Linked DNA regions of Mus musculus: regions 2 and 3 are each linked to region 1. A link is a loop called in an ENCODE intact Hi-C map of the cell type or tissue named here. Cell type or tissue: heart. All regions are shown on one strand.

Region 1 (8,000 bases):
ATTATATACATATATTTTACGCATATATGTGTATATATGTCTCATGGCCTTAGGCAGAGCTATAGTTTTTTAATCATAATTTAGTAATAATTTACAATAATTGTTATTATTATAAAACGTCAGTTAGAAAAACAGAAAAACTCTAAAATTTTTAAATGTCTAGATAAAGCACAGATATAGTACATTTGTGCCTTAAATTTTGTAATTCCTAATACCAGAGAAAGATAATTCCTCATTTAATTGAAATGGATTATGTAATAAATCATTTAAGCTGCCACTAACTGCTTAGAATATTATGTTTTTTAAAACCTTAATTTCAAAGAAATAAGCTGGAGGACATAATTGTGCTCTTTGAGGGGATGCAGCAGCCATGGCTTTTCTATGAGAAGTAAGTGTCTGAGGCAATCCTTATGTTCAATTAATCATTTAAGCCTCAGCTAGTATATGTACCATGCACAACAAGAAGAAAAACATCTGGGATTTAATGTTAATTCTCGTCATCCCTCAAACAACTTTTAAGTCACCATGAATCTAAATAAAATGAAATAAGTTCAATCTCGTTTTAATTAAAAGATTCTATCTTTTTAAATAAAATATGGCTTTCTGGTTGGCTTTTATGCCATTTGGTCAAACGGAGCCATAGACATACTTAGCATTGAAGCTTCTAATGATTGTTTAAATAGTTATGGTTAAGTAACTCCACAAGAGCTAAACATTTCCTATACTCTGTGATACATGCCTTGATTTTATACTTTATATTTGATTTTTATGTTGACATAACATTTTTTCAAGAATTTTGAAATATATGTTTATGAAGACTAAACATTATAGCTCAAATGACATAGATACTTTGGTTGTCCGAATTTCTACAATTCATCTTGTTACTGAAAAGTCATATTAATCATTGGATTAATTAAAATGCAAATATTAAATCAGCTACTGATGAAAGCATTGTGTATTTTTTTTTCTGTTGTTGCTACACTAACACTTGAAAAACAAAACATCCTAAGTAAAACTAAAAATTATCTATCATTACAAATGCTCTAAGAACATGAAGTTTTTGAAAGTTGTGCAATAGTTAATAGTATTTAAACATTATGAAACTTTGATAGCCATGCTTAATTTTGAAAGCAGCGAGTCTTGACTTCTTTTGCTTTTTAGCACCCTTTTCCTTTTCCATGACATTTTGCTTGTATTATACTTTATATTAGAAATCTGAATTTCATTGGCCTTGGGAATACTTAATGTTCTGTGCCTTCAAGTTAAAAGACCTTTCCTGAAAGTGTCCTGCAATTGCATGACTTTGGAAGCTGTTCTGTCCTTTTCTAACTTGTTTTTCCTCTTCTTTCCCAGATTACTGGCCTCATATTTCCAGAGGAAAACTGACTGAGGCAGGTTGTAGAGGAATTTCTGGACATACTGTTAACATCTGTGTGATGTAGTGAACGAGGGAGGAAAACCAGCCCAGCCACTGGGCAGACTCACCAAACGCCAGCCTCTATGGAGATCAAACTTTATTCTTGCTAGTTACTCTCACCTACAACATCCTAGTTACATGCAACTCTTTGTTCACTAATAGTTTAGCTGTAGTTTATAGAACACACACTGGAAAGACTTGGGTGGATTTTGTTAAACACTACAGATGAAGTATGTTTTTGTCAGTCCTATCTGACACTCCCTACCATGCTTTCAGTCGAGGGATCTTACACTATGCAAATATTTTATTATGTTTATTAGAGGAATTGATCAAATTTCAGTTTGAATAAAATATGAATGCTTTCAGAACCCAGGGTCCATTGAGATGCTAAGGGAGCACAGGCAGGGAATTTATCATTGCACTTTATACTTCTATGTTTAATATCAGAGCGCATATTGAAACCATAAAAAGCAGAAAAATCAAAATATATTCCGATCTTATATGAGGGATATGTTTCCCACTCTCTTTTGTAATTCTTAAAAAGCCAAGGTTGTGGGTAGTGGCAGAAGAAGTAGTCTTAAGCTTTAAGTCCGGGAAGCCATCCTGCCTGTACCTAAAGCTCCTAGCAGTCACGTACCCCAAGAATGATCAGCGCCCCTTTTCAGGATAAGATTCCCAAATTACAAGCAAAGAACCTTACCGTCAAAGCCTTGCTGCAGGTTCCAGCTCAGCCTCAGACTGAAACGTTGAGCGGCTGGTGAACAAAAGTTTTAGGTTCTTTTTTTTTTTTTTTCCCCTAACGAAGTCTGCAAAACTAATTTCCCTCAAAATAGGGCTCAATTTCCGTTAAAGAAAGCAGTGCTTACAAATCTTGGAATTCCTGATCAACCCCCACTCCACCCCATCTCTAAGTTGTGCAAAACAATTCGACTTTTCACACGGATGTTAAAGTTTGTTTGGAAGTTCCTTTTCTGGAGAACCTCTTAAAATAAAGGGTAACAGACTGAAGATGGCAGAAGGAGCGGCAGAGAGAAGGGTTCTGCCTTGGGGACATTCCTCCAAAATTCATCAATACCTTTTCCTAATTTAAACCAGATGTCTAGTTCAGGTTGCTGTACTCATTAATCCCATTAGCAATTTCAAAGACTTGGCCATCATCTTCTGGTCACCCAGACAATAAACATATGGCAGTTAACCATAGTGGCACACTCCAAGTCCTGAACACCCTAGGCTACTGCAGACATCCCCTTGGCAGACACTTCCTAGATAGGAACAGGCTTTCCTGCAGCCCACTCTCCCAAGCTTGTTGTGGGTTAAGGACAGGACTTCCAGTAGATTCTGTGGCCGCCCAAGCTAATTGCTGTGTCAACCCCAGCCCCTGCTCTCACAAATTCACTGGTGGCAAGGTGTGCAGTTAGTTCATTTCCAGGAGCACAGGCTGTAAACCTGGGGGAAATGAACCATGATAGCAGGGTCCACGCTGAGGGAATGTTAAGTTTGCTATCTGCTTAAAACAGAAAGGTGGTGAGGAATGGAATGTATGCAAGGAGCATTAGCTCTGTGAGCTAAAGAGAGATTTCATTTCTCAAAGGATGGGAGCGGGCTGTGAATTGGCTCCTGCAGGGTTAAGCTAGCTAGGAAGGGTGAAGCTGGGAGCAAGTTAGACTTGCTCATTTGACATTTTTTCGGGTTATTCTTGACCCCCCCCCTCCCAATTTCCTCGGTGAGCAAATGGTGAGAAAATTTCGCGAACTGGACTGGTAAAGAGAAGTAGGGGTGGGAAGAGGGTCAGAAAAAGAAGGAAGGGGGACACCACTTGGAGCAACACTTGTGTGTCGCCAAGGCGCCAGAGCCTACATCCACCTCTGTGTCGCGCACACCCCATTGTATATCTGTCCTTTCTGCACTCAGAGTAGCACTGTGCTAGCCTTGGTGCACAGCTCTACAACCTCCGCCCTGGCTCTAGGTTTTCTAACAATCTATTCTCAGATACCTAAAAGAGAATAAACCTAATGTGTTTACGCTGGAACCGTGAGTGGCCTCTGAGTTTGAAAAGCTCGACAGACTAGGCTCTTCTTCTCTTGAAAGTTCTCTTGAAAGTTCTCTGTGGTCTGCAAAGTCAGGGAGTAGTCAGGGAGCTCCTGCAGGTGACCCCAACCCCCACCAAGGCTGAGAGATCTAGGTTCCAAGAGCAGTGAGCTACTCAGAGACACTGTGTGCTGGCTTAGGGAAGCTGAGTGCCTCTGCGTCTGGCCATGGGAACCTATGGGACAGATTGCGGTGGCCCGGAGCGACTGAGGCTCTGGGAGCACCACTAGCTGTGGTGGAAGCTCCCAGGGCCCGACGGGCGGGCGTTGGGCAGCGGCTCCTGTCCTGCCAGCAATGGGAACTGGAAATGAGAGAGCACGGTGGCGCTGACTGAGCGGGAGTTTTGGAGGGAGTTTGCATGTGGTCAGCGCTGGGCTCCTAAGCCAGCCCCCAGCTCACATTACACTCTATTTATAACCTCTCAGAGCCATTTCCCCCTGAAAGCAGTTCTCTGGGACCACCTTCTTTTGGCTTCCACCTCTCCCACACTTGACATCTGAGCAGCTGCGAAGGAAGCTCCTCCAGGTCCTAGTGTTTATACGTGCAGGAGACTGGCCGCTAAGGCTCAGGACTGGGATTAGCCGGCTCTGCTCAAATGCAAACGCGCGCGGCTTTTACTTTTGGAGTGAGTGGGGGAAAGTCTTAGGATTTCCAGTGAAAAGTGACAGCGCTTGGTGGACATTCGGACCGTCCGTGAAGTCTTCTGCTTGGAAGCCGAAACTTGCATGCCATGGAACACCCCCTCTTTGGCTGCCTGCGCAGCCCCCACGCCACAGCGCAAGGCTTGCACCCCTTCTCCCAGTCTTCTCTGGCCCTCCATGGAAGATCTGACCACATGTCCTACCCCGAACTCTCCACATCTTCCTCGTCTTGCATAATCGCGGGATACCCCAACGAGGAGGGCATGTTTGCCAGCCAGCATCACAGGGGGCACCACCACCACCACCACCATCACCATCACCACCACCAGCAGCAGCAGCACCAGGCTCTGCAAAGCAACTGGCACCTCCCGCAGATGTCCTCTCCACCAAGCGCGGCCCGGCACAGCCTGTGCCTGCAGCCTGATTCGGGAGGGCCCCCGGAGCTGGGAAGCAGCCCTCCGGTCCTGTGTTCCAACTCATCTAGCCTGGGCTCCAGCACCCCTACCGGGGCCGCGTGCGCACCAGGGGATTATGGCCGTCAAGCGCTGTCACCCGCAGACGTAGAGAAGAGAAGTGGCAGCAAAAGGAAAAGCGACAGCTCAGGTGAGTGCGGGCAAAGCAACCCTGGGGAGAGTGCGCTCTGGGCTAGGAAGATGCGGGGAGGTGTGGGATGTTTCTCATAGAAAGACAAACTGTGAAGCTGCTAGCCTTTCCTCGCTCTGGTGGGCGAGTTCATCCATGGAGCGTCCGTCCTGTAATTCAGGAGCACGTGTTTCACTGAAGTTAATATATCTACATCCAGCCGTTCAAAGCCCTCCAAGATCGCAAATCAGTTTTCCAGAAGTGGTGAAGAAAGAGCAAGTGACACTATGCAAAATCGGTTAAGGGAGCGTGGCGGGTCCCTCCACGGGTTGGGAGGGGTGTGCCCATTGGGATGCTGCATCCGCTGGGCATGCATGCCTGCGTGCGTGTGTGCGTGCATGCGGGTTTCCTTGACTTTTCCCTTCCAATTCCCAACTCTGAACAACTCGACTTTTCCTATCCTTAACTGGGTTTCCAAATTATTGCGCAATGCCTTGAACTTTAACTGGATTTGACCAAATACGAGAAAAAGAAAAGGAAAGAAAAGAAAAGAAAAGAAAAGAAAAGAAGAGGAGGAAAAGAAAAAAGGAAGAAAACGGAAAAGGAAAGAAAAAGATAAGGAAAAATTAAAGAAAGAAAAAGAACAGAAACCTAAAACTTTTTTTTTAATATTTTTGCTTTCAGAGTTCCTTAAATAGCACCTTTCTTAAAATGATATTTAAAAAACAAACAACCCCTCCCCAAACATTCTATTTATTTGGCGAAAAAGTAATTATCTAGTAATCTAGAAGTGTTTAAGGAATACCTCTGAAAACTTTGAATAAAGAGTATTCTTATAGTAATTACACTCATATGGTGCTAACCTGGTTTGGGGGGGGGGGGGGGACGGGGACGGGAAACAAGCAAAAAGTCCAAATCAACCAACCAACCAAAACAAAATGTTTGAACTTCGACTGTGGAAAATAAAAGCCTTCATCAATTGAGTAGTGCTTTGAGATGCAGTGGAGAAAGTGGACAGATAACAGTCCTGACAGTGCTGGAAGAAGATGCAGGGAAGGTGTGGGTAACTTGAGCAGTCCTACAAAAGGGGAGCCTCCCAGAAGAATTCAGGGGCCTGGAAGTCCAATAGCCAGTGCATCCTGACAGCACAGAGAAACTAAAAATTTCCAGGAAACACAACAAAGCCCTTAAATACATTCCTCATTGTAAATGTTCTCTCTCTCTCTCTCTCTCTCTCTCTCTCTCTCTCTCTCTCTCTCTCTCTCTCCTTCCTTCCTTCCTTCCTTCCTTCTTTCCTTTCTTTCTTTCCTTCTTTTTTTCTTTATTGAATCTTCTATGTAGTTACAAGGCAACCTGGATACAGATTTAGAAAGACGTCACTTAACTAGTAAAATGTTTACATATATTACGTTTTCTGTGCTAGTGTCTCGAGAGAACATATAATTCTAGGCAATAGTTTGAAGAATTGAAAAATAATAGCATTTTAAACATTTTAGGCAAGGTGTTCTGCAGTGTAGGGCAGTAAGGGCTGTGTATTTTGTAATGTGTTGAAAGATGATAGAAATTTTTCTTGACCTCGGTGTGGGGTGACTCCTTGCTTCCCAGCCTCACTATTGAACCTGTAATTTTTCAGGTCCTGGGTGAACGATTAATGATGCTTCATCATGATTAGTTATGTCTAAGAACTCGGTCATCGCTGTTATTCTGTTTACTGGTTATCTCTAACTGTATGTGAAATCCTAAGATACCAAAAAGGTTCCTAAGAAGGCATCAGAACGCACTGGGTTTCCCCAGATTGGGCATTTATGAGCAGAAATGCATGGATTGCTTTGGCAGGTTGCTATCTACTTCAGGGAGGACCAGAAGCTCGGATTCCGTGTTTTCTTTCCGCAAGGGGGAAACTGCGCTGCTTCTTAGCTGAACCAATGCCCTAAAGATTATTTGCGCACACGAAGGAATTTTTTTTTTTTTTCAGGCACAAGTTATTTTTGGTTGGGGAAACAGGGAGAGTGAGACTAAAAACTGACTTCCTTAGTTTATTTTAACAAAAATGGTTTTAATATTGACTAACACTGGTTTCCATCACTTTTATCAGGGGCAAATAAGCACATAGCAAAGAGAGGCTTGTTTTTGTGTTGTGAAACTCATTTAAACACCAAAACAAGCAACGAGAATAAACATTTGTGCCAACTCCGTATTACAAGGACGGGAAATACAATCTTTAGGAAGGCTAATGTTACTGGGCTTGACTTAGAACGAATGTACCCATTGATAGAATATCAAAGTCAAGCATCAATTTTCTTGGTACACTATTGAAAATAAAATCAATGTCAGGCTCTGAGTTAATAACGGTTCGATCACAGGTATGCTTAACTCCAAGCCATTCTTTCTCCTATTTTAATTTATACAACGAACATTCAATTTAAGGTCAAATCATTTCAAAGTATTGTGAAAATATTTTGACTTACCAGACAGCAAATTAACAGAAAATATTTATAATTCTGTTCTGTTATCAATTCTTACTTGGCACAGTTTGCCTATTGTATCCCTTCATAATTAATTAATGTTTAATAAGTTATATTGAACAATCTGAGACTTAGGACTATATAAAATGAAAACGAAATCATGCATGGTAGCAACAATTTATTTATTTAGGCATTTTATAATCGCTGTATATGTATAGTTGGCTGTATATGTATAGTATAGACAGTACTTTAATCTATGGCAATGTTGGAACCAAGTCTACTACCAGTGCATATGTGATAAATGAGTTAATTTATAATAAGTACCAGGAAATGGTGTTAAAGAACCAAACCACGTATAAACCTTACATTTTAATCCATAGTAATAATGCAACAATTTCAATATAAAATACCGTCCAGTGTTTCTATTCTGAAAACCTACATGAAAGCAGACTTAAACAAATACAGAAAGCTTACTAGTATAGAAGCAAATGTTTATAGACTTTAGACTTCCATTATAGTTAATTAACAATTAAAAATAGCCAATTTTAAGAGAAACTTACGACATTTTCATAGTATGTGCTAAACAATTTTATAACTTTGAGCCAGCTAGCCTTTCCAGCAATGTTAGTAAAGCCAACATCTGCCACTCCTTCAAAGGGACTCTTAAAGTTACAACTGTGCTTAAAACAATCAGTACGAGCCAGGTGATTCTGAAAAACGTCTATAAATACTGTCAACTTCTTGGCTTCAATTACACAAAGTAATATATTAGTGAGCATGAATTGTTCAGTTTTGTTAAAATAGATG
Region 2 (8,000 bases), 190 kb before region 1:
GCCTGGGTAATGCCTATGGCCAGGGAGCAAAACTAATATGAATAAATAAGCTCAGATGATAGTTTTCAGAGATTAAACTTCTAGACACACAAGGAAGATTGTTAGTTTAAAACATCTCCCCAGTGCCAGGGCCAGGAAGCAGGGGTAGGTGGGTTGGGGAGCAGGGTGGGGGGAGGGTATAAGGGGCTTTGGGGGATAGCATTTGAAATGTAAATAAAGAAAATATCTAATAAAAAAATCTCACAAAAGTTTGGCAACACACAATAATCTGTTGTCCAATGTTACTAGCCAATAATATTCTTTTATTCGTATTAATTCCAGTGGTCTGGAGTAGAAGAATGGCAAACTCAGAGGATAAGAAGCAAAATATCCTTTGACTTTATGCATTAAAATTAAATGTTCACAGTGTGTGATGTTTCCACCTAATTGTTTGTTTGTTTTAGATATTCTGTTTAGGATATAGGAAAATAATCACAAGAAATTCTCAAGGAATACTTAACTTATATCTATCTAGCAGCCATCTATCATTTGTATATCTATAATCTATCTACTGATCATATATTAATATTTAGAGCAAGTTTGCCTTATTGTTACAACTAATCCACCAAAAATCCTCTTCAACTCTCACACAATGCAAGGATGCTTTTGAACAGAGGGCTGCCATCAAAGCAACAAGTCTTGTTTGGCTTAACCTATTTCTTCATGTGTCTTTTGTTTAAACGATTCTATAAGGTTTAATTAAATAATAATTAGGGGAAATTTGAAATGGAAATATAGCCAATGCTAATGCTCAATGTTTGTATGCATAGTTACTCTTTTATTTTTATAATTTAATCAAAGAAGATCAATGTCTCAGCAAGTCCTAAGACTGATTTTCACCATTATTTATGATCCTAGTTTCCAATCTTCCTCAGTGCAATCTCCATGTACTGTCTGACTTCTAGCAAGCCTTCTGGTACTTAACATAGTACCAGATGTGACACATAATCTGACAACTTTTGTTTGGTTTTTGGGGTAATTAAGAGATAATTTAAGCATCTATCTCAGCAGGCAGTGCAAATTAAAAACTTAATATTAATGCCTTTCCTTCTTCCTGTTTTTATGTTTGAAATGCTTATGCTACTTCTACAAAATGAGCTCTACTATCAAGGAAACAGTTCACTGGCTGCAACAGAGATAGACTAGTGCCTGCTTAGCATGTGTCAGGTCACAAATTCACATATCAGTGGATTCATACACCAAAAAAAAAAAAAAGCATTATTTTGTAAGAGAAGAGAATGCAGTCTAACCATAAAGACTTGGATATTTTAGGCAAATCAATTTTATTCTTTAAAGTATCTCCCAATTTGCATAATGTACCAATATTACTCATTGAACCTAGTAGTTACCAGTTATTAAACAGCGTAACATGTTGTATATCGTGCATGTATGCTATAGAATGTGTTTAATGATTTATCCACTTTCATGTTACTAGATGTACAGTAGTAAATTGCAGACTGTGAAGTGTTAGATTATAAAATGATTGCATAATTTGATGTCGTAACCAGAGCATCATGATAAGGTTTAAAGTAGTTATTTCACTTTAATTGCTGTTATATATAACTGGCTGAACACTTTTTAAATGAAAGAAGGCATGCATGATTGTAACAGTATGTATATACATGAGATCGGGCATTGTCAAAGGAATTTAGGATAACCTGGGGGGATAAAAGAAGACAATAAGAACATTGTATGTTCTTTATTAATTGTATGTTTATAATTCCTTTATAATATAATTCAATGCAACCTATTTCCTGACTTTAGCAGTGTTTCAAACAAGTCAAGTGCTTCACTCAAGGATTTTTAAACACATCGTCTACTCAATGTTCAACCCACATTGCTGAATCGGGTATAATTCTATTTAACTGTTTGCCACAGAATTTGGTTATGATGTGCTCTTTGGCTTCCTTGCCATTACCTCGAAGGAAGCTTCAGTCCTCCTAAAGAAACCTTGAGGTGAATATTGAGGAGCAAGAAATTTCCAAGAAAGGATTTTCTTCTTCCTTGCTTCATCTCCCACTTTTTTTCCCAACCCCCTTTTCAGGAGAGAAAGTGAAAGAGAAGGAAAGGAGTAAACAATGGGTGGTCAATGATCTATGACGTGTCACATGAAGAAAAATAGTCTGTGCAGCTGTGGATGCAATCAGGGAGGCACTCAATAAAGGAACCTAGGACTAGGGACATAGGACAGGAGGGAGGGAAATCAAAAGATAGGGATGAAAAATGAGATAAGAGTTAGCTCACATGCTTTTTCCTGTATAAGACCTTATCCTAGACTTTCTGGTTTTGGTGTTTTGTTTAGTTTTTGCTTTTATGAATGAATGTGTAGCATCAGCAAATATTTCTTTCCCAAAATAACAGATCCCACAAGATCAATTCCCACCTGGCTTTCTACCTTCTTTTCACGTTTTCCCAGTTTCTTCATTATGCCTCTAGAATGCTGGCTTTCATTCCCTAAATCTGCTAAACTTTGTCCCACCTTTGAAATCCAGTCCTTGCTTTTAAAAAAAAAAAACCTGGAACATTCTTAGTGGAATGTTTTAGTTTGTTTACTGTGGTGGAAAACTTTGTATGTCTTGTTTGGTAATGTGTGCATGGCAAGATGCTGAAGAAAAGATATCAATCTGCACTTAAAATCAATGCCATTTACTTTCTTAAAATATAACTCAATAAAGATGGCCAATGAAAAGAAGCATTTATAATTAATTTATTGAACTCAAATGTAAAGTGGTGTTTCATCTTATTGTATTTACATTTAAAAAGTGCTAGGGCTTATTGGTAAAGTTTCCTTTCTTTGGTCTTTGACTTTGTCATATTTTAAACACAATTGAGTAGATATAAATTGAATTTAAGGAAGAAGAGCAGTGAAGAACAAATGGCATGAACCAAGCATGGGAGATAGTCTAAGAATTCAGTAGGGACACACATCACAGACCTCATCTGTGATTCCTCTCCAGGAACACATCCAGACAGCTGCAGTCTATGTAGGGGGTCTTTAAAGTACAGTTGCAAAACTATTTCTTATTATATTATATTTTATTTTAGTACTTGGTTAAAGTGAAACTTTAATGTCAGACCCTAATTCATCACAACGAGTAAAAACTCACAGTGTCTTCCTCTTCTGATTTGGGAGGCACACTGGAGACACATTCAAGAATACTTGTGATGTAAACCTCTTCGAAACTTATTTTTGATACAAATGAAGAATTTAATAAAGAAGGCATTTGCTACTGAAAAGAAATGAAAATGTGGGATATGAAATTACAATTACAGATGATTCCTGGTGTTTTAATCCCCTTGCTCCTTGTTTGCTATGGCCTTGATTAAAAGGAACAGGAAGGATTCCTGTAGTTGTTTGACCCCTCCCATCAGGATTTTAGAATTATGTAAGGATAATAGCATTTCCCCACCCTTTCCCAGAGGAGCTTTTAAGACCAGCATCTGTGAGGTGCATTTCCTAGATAAATGCAAACTGCCCTTTGACTCTCTTCAAGATAAGAAAACACTGACCCTTCCCACCAAGTTATTTATGACATTCACATAATGTGAAACAGTGCTTAGTCCTGACAGAATGCCCAGAAGGACACTCACTGAAGGCCCTTAAGGTCCCTCTCTGCTACTATTTAGGAGAGACCCCACACACAAGTCGACAATGCCCAAGGCTCATTAAAGAGTTTGATGAATTTAATACAATTCAAATTAAACATGCTCTCAGGAGAATATGTTTAGGCAGAAAAACCAGATGGGAGTCCAATGTGAGGCACACAGGGACTAAGAGTGGGATAATCCAGGGGATGTTGGAAACATGATAAAATGTGAGTTATCATCTTGGCAAATTAACATGCAAAATACATTGGTGGAGTAATAGTGAACTTCACATTTTATAATGCAATTTTCCAGATTTTGAATAGAAAAAAAAATGTAGCACTGGATATTGGAAAGGGTCATTTCCTCTTACTATGACACTTGCCAAAGGAAGAGGAACACTGGAGGAGAAAAATGGTACTCACTACTCAAATATTCTTTATCAATAGGAACGGTGAGAATTTATGTGCCACTGAGAAGAGTGGAAAAGCGTAGATCTGGAAGACGGCACAGGCAGCACCATCCTTTGTAGTCTCAGTGTGAGAATAATGATGCAGTGTGCTGCCTGTGCTTGGCCTGCAGACTGGAGGAGGGAGACAGTGCAGGGCAGGGAGAACAAAGAGGGGGCTTGTTATTTTACAAAATAGACACAACCCAGAAAGGAACACATGAACTAGGAAGTTAGTGCAGTTCATTGAATAAATCAGTCACAATGGTCATAAGTCTCCACTTCAGCTGGACTTATCCTTTTGATTTATGCACCGTTTATGAAAAAAAATCCTGGCTGCATTCAGGTACAGAAGAGGCCAAGTGTAGTCTAGTCAAACAAGGGCTGCCAATCCGAGGAAATGGTGGAAGGTTTTTGCTTTCTTATGTTCTCATTTTATAATATTTCATGAAAATATCCTTGAAATACTGCATTGGAGATTTATAAGATTAACATCTTGTTCTGGGCATTTTTGCAAAGCTCAAAAACAACACAAATATTCTCAAGTCAAGGATGAGTAGTCTGAATTTTTAATATGTTCATTGCTAGCGAATTACAAAATAGTAAACATTAGGTTAAGGTCATTGAAATGTTTAAACAGTCATATAAAATAAAATATGTTGAAAACTTAAATAAAAATCATGTTTTCTCTATTCCATATAATATAGAGATTTTCATAACCACAACAGAATGACAGGATAATGACGGTTTAGTTCCTTTTCTGTTTATATCATGATTGAGTCAATAAGAACCTTAGGACATTGTCATTTGTTTTGATTTCAATTCTTAAAAATATGGTGGGATAAAGACATAGAAGCAAGGAACAAGTGCTATGTTCCAGTCCAGCAACTCTATTTTGAATTCTGAAATTTCCCACTAAATCCATGAAAGGTAGATTTAGCAGTTTTGATTTCATGGTATCACAGTGTGTCATGTTTTGGAATTCCAATTTCTCCCATAACCCTTTATTCTTTCTTATAGGCGTTAAGTGGTAAAGGAAATAAGGATCACTTAGAGAGTGATTAGAGCACAGGAAGCCTGGAGTCTTTGACAATGACCTTATTAGAAGCCTTAGGAAAAATGTGTAAAAAAAAAACCACCCTCCACTGGAATTCACTTTGGCAAACTCAGATGGGAAAGGAGAGGTAACCAGTGTCTTGATGGGCAGCATGAGAACACTATTAGAGGGAAGCTGAGAATCGTGGGTCCGTACATTAAAGCAAAGTTGTATCAGGCAAATAAAGAGTATGTTCCATATTTAATTGACAGACAAGATATAAATAAGTCATGAGGGATCCTGAGAAAACCTTTGGCTTGAATGTGTAAGCTGTCATGCTGAGCCCACTTGTGGAAGCAAAGATGAATGGTTTCCAGTGTACAATGTCTATTGGGAGGAAACTGGAAACAAACCTGGGAACATCCGAGTGGTGACTGGTATCCCCATGCCTGTCAGGATGGCAGCGGCTGGAAAGAATGATGGTATCATGGATTCCTAGAAAAATAAAACTTTGGGAGAAATGTGTAACATGAGTTCCAAACAGGGACAGCAGTGCAGGAGTCACTCAATCAGACTTTCAAGAGCTATTGATTAAATCTGCTGAACAATTGTCCCTTTCACATCCATGGCTGCTGTTCTAATGGCTTAAAGAGACTTTTTTTTTTTTTTTTTTTTTTTTTTTTTTTGGTTTTTCAAGACAGGGTTTCTCTGTGTAGCCCTGGCTATCCTGGAACTCATCCTGTAGACCAGGCTGGCCTCGAACTCAGAAATCCTCCTGCCTCTGCCCTTCCAAGTGCTGGGATTAAAGGCGTGTGCCACCACTGCCCTGCCTGGACTAAACTTTTAGATGATTTGCAAACATATCTGCCTTCTCCAAAGCATTACTGTCATTGAAGTGTGTTTCTTGCACACCAGAGGAATCAGTCACACACATATCATAACTCTTGGCTTCCTTACTCACAATTGCTTCATTACACAGTCTACAGGATAAATAGGAATTCTCCACAATTGCGAAGACCTCTGCACTAGGGAGTTTCCTAGGTGCTTTTCAATGACTCTGCACCTGACATTCCTAAGAGCTATTTCTCCACACGTGTACGTACATATGTCAGCCCTTGAACTGTTCCAGCTTTCTCCAAGTGAACTCTCTATTCATTTGTCACCAAGCATCTTCAGAGATTTTGCAATTGTCTACCTCAGGTAGACCTCCAGGTCCTCCACACAAACAGTTAGAGCTGAGCACTCTCATATTCTCATACTTTTCTATGAAGACTTTAAAGCACACATAGGCCCTTCTACATGGTAATCTTTGACAGTGCTTTGCACACAGCCAGCTGTTAGATTTTTCTTAGTTGTTTAAACAATGCTGGGTTTCTTAAAGATGATATGGACAGAGAAAGTTATTCTAGCTCTACCCCCCAAAGATGCTTTGAAAGAGTGTGTGTCATGTGTCATCCAACAATTCCTGAGGGGGGGGGGAATAAACTTAGTTTCCTTGTTATTGTGGAAACTGTTCTGTCTCAAGTACGGAAATACCTTAGTGACAGGAAGCAATGTGAAGGAATACATGATGACTTCTCGACTCAGAACAGTTTTGGTGGCACCGTTCCTTGTGGGCTAGTGTTAGTACAAGAACGATATTACTTAGATTACAAGGTAGACAGAAAGCTTTGGGCTTCATTCCTTCTCTTTCCTCACAAGGGTGTATATGTAAGTAAAACAAAATCTGTGTTGTCTGAAGAGCTCTTGGTGTATGGATGTGATTTTTAAAGGAAGAGTCAAGAGGAATGGTGATTTGACACTGAGAACAAATGGAAAAAAAAGTATAAATTGCGAATGTATCGATAGCACTGGCAAACAAATCTGATTGAGTCTACCATAGCATATACGCAGAGTACCTGGTGCAGACCCATGCAGGTCTTGTGTTTGTTACTTCAGAACCTAGCACAACAGGCCAAAACAAACAAACAAACAAAAACAATAACAAAAAAGATAGCTGATGATATTCTGCTGTCCTCATAGATTAGTGCATTATAATCATCAGACAAGAAGTTTCTTACTCTGTAGATGAGAGAGGGTGCAGAGACCCATAAGCAGATATGTTGCAGAGAAATTCTGGATTTGATTACCACTGGGTCTCACCTCTTGGAATCAAAGAACTCCCCAGAAGAGGGAGAGAAAGACTGTAAGAGTCAGAGGAAATGGAAAATACCAAAAGAACATGGTTAACTCAATCAACTAAGCAGGACTCACTTGGGCTCATAGAGACCGAAGCAGGAGGTATGCATTTAAAGGGGAATTTATGTTCTGATTCAGCACATTGTTCCTTATTGTGCATACTGGGAATTCTTCCTTCCCGGTGGATTTCTTCTGGATCACTCCATATCATCTTAGGACGTTGTAATTGGCCATGAATGTGTTGGTCATCATTCAAGGCCTAAGCAGGAACTCTTGAGATTTTGATGCTGATGACCACTCAGTTTCCTCATACAAGTTATCTTTTGAGTTTTAACCATGAATGGCTGGGGACTGAGACTTTAGAAAAATGAAATTCCATGTTCATGGTAGATTGCAGCAGGCAAACCCAAAACACTCCTGCTTCAAAGGAGCTTGATTCCTGGTTCATTCTTAATCCAAGATTATGATTTATTCTTTTTCAATTCACATCCACTCACATATTCAACAAACATTTGGGTGTTGCCCCTGGCGCCTTACTTTCAGCTACTAGCTGCAGCTCAGGCAACAGGTCTAAATGTAAACTACAGTCATCTAAAGGCTCTGTCTGCATAGATGGTACATTTAGTGAGAGAAATAAATAGCACAAATAAGTACCTATAAAGTAAGTAAGGGAAGAATTGGTAGAAGGCATGCTTTAATAAAAAGGGACTAGGG
Region 3 (8,000 bases), 160 kb after region 1:
CCATCATTTTAGAGGCATAGCTTCTTTCTTTCTTTCTTTCTTTCTTTCTTTCTTTCTTTCTTTCTTTCTTTCTTTCTTCCTTTCTTTCTTATTTGCATCTTTTTGGGTTCATTTGATACTTTTCTCTTTAGAAAATAATCAACCATTTGGTAAGTAATTCTAGTCCCCTCATTTGATTAATTTTTTCCTTATTATTCCATTTAAAAGATTCAACAATGTCAGTAATCAGTGCTTTGATATCTACATCTGTCCAAGCAGTTACCAATCCCATAGCCTGTCGCCGGCTCTAAATCTTCATCCATACGTACACAGGTTGAAAGAAGTAAATATGGCTATTTGGTCTACAAACATATTACAGTAATGGTTATAGCTAAATGGTTTGTCTAGCCAATGAATAAGAAGTTTTAAAAGTTGCTCGATATCAGCTACCTGTGTAGTGTCCAAATTTCTCCCTGTCCTATAAGTCATTTTCTGAATCATAGTTTTAAGGGTTTAAAGTCATTTCATTGTAATTGTTATTATACCTCTAAACTCACATTTTATATTAATTCTACTTTCTTACACTTATTTTTGATGGATTTATGTCTCTCCTGTTACATACATAGATTCCTGGTTTACACTGCTGAACACTGTAGAAGATCTTGACATTTCCCTCTGCTTTCCACCATTATTTTTTTTAATGAAATTTGCAGACTCTACATACTTGCTAAGATTCAAGTTTGACTTATGGTACCACAGTTTTCAAATTCCTCCATTAATGGTAGCTTTTCATCCCTCATCAGGCGCAACTTTTGTGTGCACTTCCCCTTAGGGAAATTAACACCCTTGCACAGGCCACAGTCAACACTAATGTGTCTCCACTTATGGTTTTCAAAAACCTTGATTTCCAGTTAATTCCAGTGAGAGCATGGTTTCTGAAATCTTCTTGCATGGTGACAAGAGAATATCCTTGGAAGCCAGGTTTTCTGCCTCTGAAATTCCTGGTTCACACTTCCTTGTATAAATTACATTTTGTTTCTGTCTGTCTCTCTGTCTTTATGTCTCTCTATCTGTCTGCTGTCTGTCTGTCTCTTCCTCCACTTTTCTCCTGCCATTGATCATAATGTTCAATAAACATAATAGAATAAATATTGATTTAAATTTTACATAATTAATTACTCAATGTGCATAACCATGATTATTCGTAGCTCTCATTTGGTGGGAAATTAGTTTGTGTGAACTTTGAGAGAAACAGTGCACAGTGTTCAAAGGTATTCCTCTGTTGTTTTATAAAAATCAATCTCTCTCTCTCTCTCTTTGTGTGTGTGTGTTTATCCTTCATCCTTTCTGGAATCTGCTGGCTATGTTTTTATTTTTCTCACACTTTCATGTAAATTTACTATTCATATCCTCTGTAGTAGTTTATATGTTTATGACAATAATATAACTTTCAGGTAGATGGAAATACTTCAGGAAATATAAGTGTCAAATGACTACTTCATAAATTTTCCTTCATTTTCATTTTTATTGCACAAATATGTAAAAGTAAATAACAGATTACTACCTAGAACAAAACAAGACAGAAATTCAAGCTTATTATATAGGCATCTGGTTATCGATCCAAGCATGCCTCTCTTTGACAGTGAGATAGAGAAGAGACTACAAACATATTGCAGAGGATGAATTGTCAACAACAAATTGTCCTAAAGGTCCTCAGACAAGGATCTGCGTAAGCAGAAAGACTAGGTGAACTGAGTTCCTTACTTCAGACACCTGCTCAGGCAAGTGTTTTAACCACCCTCCACTCCTGTTTTAACTTTGTAAAGAAAAGAAATCAATAAGAGAAAGAAAAATAATAAAATATCAGTAATTCTCTGCGTCTGAAAAGGCAGATAATTTATATCTTTTACAGATAGTTTCCTGAACGCAGTTCATACTAAATTTCGACAGCATATTCACTAAATCTTTGAATGTTCTGAGGAAAAATTCAATTTGTTGAGCTTAAAGGATATTTCCCAATAAATTTTGTTAATTCATATTTGAATGCTAATATGAATCAAATAAATGATAGCTCAAATAAAAATGGATAGTCTTTTTTAGGCAGTTTTTATCTTTACAAGATCAAAATTGTATTTTCCTGTCTCCTCCTCAGTTTGTCGTTGTACTGGTCTAGACTTGGGCAATTTGCCCAGTATGTAGGTGGATGTTTCATTTTAAAATACTGAATTTTTGGATCATGCTGAAGCTATTACCTTTGAAAAGTAATCAAACAGCTCATCTGATTGCAATTTTTGTTTCATTTTTTACTTAAAAACAGAAATACAGTCTACTTGGATTTCTTAGATTGCTGGTTATATTCACAATTTAGAGAATAAAAAAATATTGTCAAACATTGTGAAGAGATTGGAATTTTCCAAATTGTTTCAAAATACAAATACATGAGAATATAATATCAGCTCATGGTTATGGATGTAGTCAAATTCATTATATGCTTGTCAATTTTCTTTGTTCTCATATGAAAAACAAACAAAAAGTCTTATAATTCTTCAGCAGAATTTGAAGCCTAGTGACCATATTTATTCATTTTGATAGCACATAAAACTAGTTGAAGGAAGGGTGCACCAAACCGATGTAGGGTTAATGATCTTCTTGGACTAATGTGACAAGGAGTGGTACTAGTTGCAGACCAGGTCATACAGAAATACTTGCACACACTGGGGCAGTGATGGCTCATTTTATCCAGGCAGTAAAGATCAGCTTTGCATTATGCTAATTGAATACCAGACTTGTGTTTTCGCTGGAACTTCATTACATCTAAACTGCTTGTCAGTTCTGCCTGTGTTGGGATGATCCAGACAGCAATTAACTGCTTCTATTTTCACATTCTAAGCAGGCATGCCATATATAAAATATAGTCATTTAGTAACAGGTAATTTGATTTCAATGGTGGGTGTGCCCAGGTTTCTAGATGAAACTTAAAGAACTAGGCTACATTTATACAGAATTATTATTGACTTAAATATGATTGTAAAATTGAGGATTTGTAGCAAGAACAAATTCTAGAAAAAAAAAACACTTTGAAGCTGGAGGCAGGATAATTACGGGCAACTTTCTGAAGCTGATGAATACTGCAATGAGCCTTCCACATTTATTTAGACAATATTGGAAAAAACATCACTTCTCCAGTCCCATATTCAAGATGTTCTTCTGGGACATTGGACAGGATGTTTCTCTTAACCTTTTTTCCCTTTTCCTTCTTTTCCACAGCCCCTCCCGCCCATTTTACTAGAAAAGGAAAAGACTTCCTTGCCAGATTTTTTAAAGCCCTGCCTAAGTAGTAAACTTGTATCCGAAACATGCGGTTGTTAGAAAGTGCTGTTATCTATTTAAAACTTGAGGAAACACTTAATTTTTAAGGCAACATTAACTGAGATTGAATTATGGAACGATTCCTCCGGAAGTTTGTGTCAGAGGAGTGTTATTGCCACATAAATCCACTGTGGTCAGTTGAGTGACATGGAAGAGGAAAAGCACTTAAAATAATTGGACACTCAGGGGTCCCTTTCCAAAGTCTGTTGTGACATGTAGCTATGTCACCCTCATTAAAACCAGTGGGGGTTTTGAGGCTGAGATTCATCTTTACAGATTAAAGCCTGCTTTCCTACCACATGGCACCATGGAAACTATCAGAGCAGGCCTGGAGCAGCACATATCAAATGTATGCTGGAGAGTAATGGCGCTCACTTCCCTCCTCTCATTCATCTTTGCAAACATTCTGCTTGTAAATTTCAATGCACTCAATTCAAGACAGAAACAGACTGAATTCATGGGTTTTTGTAGTGCTGGGTCAGAAAAACTGAATTGCCTTTTAAGTGTATCACCTTTTAGGCCTCCAGTGTACCTACTGATATTAAACCAATGCCTACATTTTGACTTAACAGACTAGAGGGCTGTAACGTACATGAAAGAATGATTTCCACCATCTCTTTGGGAAAAAAAATAAAGAAAGGTTTTGGAGTACAGATTTAATCTATACAGGTAGAAACTGGAAATATGTATGACTTAATTTTCATTAAGGAAAGGATGATATTTGTATCAATACTGATTGTTTTAAAGAAAAACAGGAAATATGGCTTACTGTCTTTTAATTATTACAGAAAAAAAAATAGAAACTCAGAGTCAATCCATGTTTAACATGGTCCCATTGTCATTTTAAGTGGTTTGTAATGCTACTAAAATATAATGCTTGGAATACATTATCATTAAAAGTATTTATTTGTTATAGAACTGCATAGTAAGATTGATGCGTCCCTATATCCCCTGGAGTTGGGAGGTAGAGTAAACAGTCACTCTTAGATTTATAGGGTGATTTAGATCAGCCTGAGATACATGACTGTATCTCAAAACACAAACACACACATGCATGCGCGCGCGCACACACACACACACACACACAGAGCAAAACCAAAGCCAAAAAACAACAAAACAAAACAAAAAAACAACCTACCAACCGACCAAACAAAAAACCAAATGTAAGAATAACGTACCATCTTTGCTTTTACTGTGTCTGTCTGGAAAACTTCTTCACTACAGTGGTTGTGTATATTGTGTTACTTAGGGCTCAACAACAGCTCTTTGTTTCTCACGTCTCTATGCCTCTAAGTCAGCCCTGCTGGTGGACACTCAGACCTGCTTCACCTAGCTTGCGACCTTGACTGAGCTGATCAAGACAAGGACTGAATGGATTTAAAAGCGGAGAGGAAAGATAGGAAGGACAATATCAACTAACCAGCCTACTCCCAGGGACTAGACCACCAACCAAAGAGTATACAGGGAGGGACCCATAGCTCCAGTTACCTATGTAGCAGAGGATTGCCTTTTCAACGGGAGGGGAGCCTCTTGGTCCTGTGAAGGCTTGTGTAGGGGAATGCTAGAGGGGTGAATCAGGAGTAAGTGGGTGGGTGGGGAAGCACCCAATTAGAGGCAAAGGGGAGGGAGATTGTGGAGGGGAGACCAGGAAGGGGAACAGCATTTGAAATATAAATTAATAAAATAACCAGTAAACAAACCATAAACAAAAATTCTGAGAGGAGCCAATGGCTTAGGGGTGATAGATGAGTCTGGCTGTGGCAGGTTCTGTCAATCTGAGTAAATGTTATTCTGAAGGTGGCATGTCCGCAGGCCTCAAGCACTGGCATTGGCAGACTAACATAAGCAATGTAAATCATTACTGTCATTTCATGCCCTTAACTGTGAACCATTAGAACAGTCAGTAACCTAACGTGGTATAAAACTACACTAGAACACAGGTCTTCAGGGATTAAATCCACTTGCCATTAAGCAGAAGACATTTCTCATAACATTTATTTGCCTGATCTGCCTTCTATATTTGCCCACATAATTAGCATTTACCTAAATAATTTATTGCTTTTCATTTTAACTGCCATGCTCAAGTCTTTTTTTTTTTTTCCTTATGCTGCTCATCTTTTATTCCTTAAACAAATTTGCCTTGGAATATGCAAGGGTGACCTTTACAGAATGTAGGAGGAGTGGTGAATGAGCTGTATGCAAAAGCTTCACAGGGGGCAAATTAGTCAGACCCTCAAAGTCCTCAGCGTCTCTCTGGGGAACTGACCTTGAGTTTTGAGGACTACTACTTTTAATAAGTTCATTGTTTATTAAAATTCTCTTTCTTTCTGAAGCGACAGGGGGGTTCATACAATTATAAATTACTTCATAGTAATTTACTTCTATTTTTATATTTTCTCAGTTTCCAGAATGTGCTTGGAAGACTGGTGGTAGTCGTGGTGGTGGTGGTGGTCTGTGTGTGTGTCTGAAAGTGGAATAAAGTGAGGAAAATTGAATGAAACTGTTAGCACAATTAGAAATAAAGAAATAGCATTAATATACTTTGGGTTGAAATCATGTAAAGATTTTGGTCATTTTAAAGAGAAGAGAAAATTAAATTGAGTCATGCAATTATATAATGTCAACCATAGACCATTAAGGAATCATTTGTTTTGATTCTGTCACCTTGAATCATTTGACTCTTTACCATTGGTGGGAAAATGTATGCCCAGAAGGATCATAGAAAAGTGCCTCAACCTAAAGAAAAAAAAACCTAATGCATAGGTTGCAGACAACAAGAATTAAATTCCATCTACTTCTGAATTATTGTTTTTTTTTTAGATTGTACTAACATCAAAACTCGTATTTTGATATAACTCAATTTGTAAAGCAAAATGATATCTCTATATTTATCATATATAAAATTCATTTAACTATCTTGACAGGGAAATCTCCATCAAAGGTAAAGATTCTATTTTCTTCGAGTATTACATTATTATACCTGCAACTGTAGATTTCCTGTCTTCTGTTGTATATCTTTTTAATTTATAGTTCAATCAAACACACTTTCTTTTTATATTCAGAATTTGTGTTCAAATAGTGTGCTAACTTTTTAAAAGAAAATTCAATTCTACTGAGTTTTTTTTAATTAGATATCTTCTTCATTTACATTTCAAATGCTATTACAAAGCAATTTCCGTGCTTTTGTTCTCCAGTACTCAGTTCACTCCTCCCCAATGTCACTTATACAGTAACTTGATCTCACTTAAATTCACCCATTACATCTTGGGTATTCCAAGCTTTTGGGCTAATATCCACTTGTCAGTGAGTGCATAACGTGTGTCTTTTGTGATTGGGTTACCTCACTCAGGATATTTTCTAGTTCCATCCATTTGCCTAAGAATTTCATGAATTCATTATTTCTAATAGGTGAGTAGTACACTATTGTGTAAATGTACCACATTTTCTGTATCCATTTTTCTGTTGAAGGACATCTGAGTTCTTTCCTGCTTCTGGCTATTATAAATTTGGCTGGTATGAACACAGTAGAGCATGTGCCCTTGTTATATGTTGGAGCATCTTTTGAATATATGCCCAGGAGTGGTATGGCAGTAGAGAGTGGGTGGAGGTACACTCTCATAGAAGCAGGAGAAGAGGAGATAGGATAGGGAGTTTCTGGTGGGGAATTTGGGAAAGGGAATAACATTTAAAATGTAAATAAATAAAATATCCAATTTAAAAAACAATCCACCCATTGCAGCACAAATCTCACTAGTCATTTCACTTATAATTATTATTCTCATTTTTGTGAGGGGTCAAATCTAGGCAGAGATGTAACATATTTTATTAAAAACTCCAGCTTACTACCTAGATTTCAAACAACCAGAATGCTGCCACTCTTAATTCATTGATCAAATACACTATCTTCTTTGGGTTAGAAATATTTTGAGTTAAATCTGACATCTCAAAAATAAAAAAAAAAAGAAAAAAGAAAAAGAAACATAAAGAGATTTTGAGGCAATTTTCAAACTTCATACTTCACCTGTGGTTATTGCAACTCTAGCTCTAACATCTTTGTTTTAATGCAATTAACATTACATAGAGGAAATTACAATAGCTCTTTGATCCCATTTCATAAATAGTTTTTGCTGTTGCTGAGAGTTGCAAAGTAGAATCAAAACAGGGATACATAATAGTTTTATTTATTATGAATTACAGATTACATTTAAACAACCTTTTAAAAATCTTTAAATTCTTCCAGCCATTTTACCTCCCCAAATATATATTATTTTATGTTTCAATTAAAGACCTGTCCATGGTCACATTTGGTTGATTTAGTTATGACAATACCATTAATCTTTGTTTTCTGTCATTATGCTATTTCATGAACATCAGAATTATACTGAGAGAAGTAACAAATTCAAACTGAATATTTAGGAATAAAATCTTAGGGAGGGGGCGTTCTATTGATGTGATAAGCAAATGCAGTTTGGGAGGAATGTACTGATTGGCTTACTCTTCATTTACCCTTCCATGACTGAGGGTAGGTAAAGCTGGAACTCAAGCAGGGCACGGATCTGGACACTAAAACTACTGAAGTAGAGGCCATGGAAGACATATGCTTACTGGCTCAATCCCATGACCTGTTCAGACTTTGCTATACCATCCAGAAA

The links. Hi-C counts contacts between places; a loop is a spot of excess contacts. Peaks named below come from ENCODE experiments on the same cell type or tissue, not always from the same donor. Only the 100,000 strongest peaks of a DNase experiment are listed, where the experiment ranks them.
Region 2: a loop joins it to region 1, with 10 times the contacts of the local background. A loop is called at or near these places in 3 of 42 quality-filtered maps.
Region 3: a loop joins it to region 1, with 2.0 times the contacts of the local background. A loop is called at or near these places in 3 of 42 quality-filtered maps.

Annotation. Positions count from the first base shown.
Region 1 is chr12:37,104,596-37,112,595 of GRCm38, forward strand. It overlaps Meox2 (mesenchyme homeobox 2), which reads left to right and starts at 3,945. Exons shown (of 3, transcript NM_008584.4): 1 at 3,945-4,749. The coding sequence starts at 4,236. Gm29007 (predicted gene 29007) reads right to left here and starts at 2,157. Exons shown (of 2, transcript NR_166884.1): 1 at 2,118-2,157. In heart, a CTCF peak has its summit at 6,604; DNase peaks (open chromatin) are centred at 3,306, 3,856 and 4,666; H3K4me3 peaks cover 1,924 bases; H3K27ac peaks cover 802 bases; H3K27me3 peaks cover 3,962 bases.
Region 2 is chr12:36,914,275-36,922,274 of GRCm38, forward strand. No RefSeq gene overlaps it. Among named protein-coding and RNA genes, the nearest start is that of Gm40394, 35 kb to the left of the region's middle. In heart, no CTCF peak of the experiment used is centred here; a DNase peak (open chromatin) is centred at 3,467.
Region 3 is chr12:37,269,291-37,277,290 of GRCm38, forward strand. The region is part of intron 3 of Agmo (alkylglycerol monooxygenase); the gene reads left to right. Among named protein-coding and RNA genes, the nearest start is that of Agmo, 32 kb to the left of the region's middle. In heart, no CTCF peak of the experiment used is centred here; no DNase peak of the experiment used is centred here.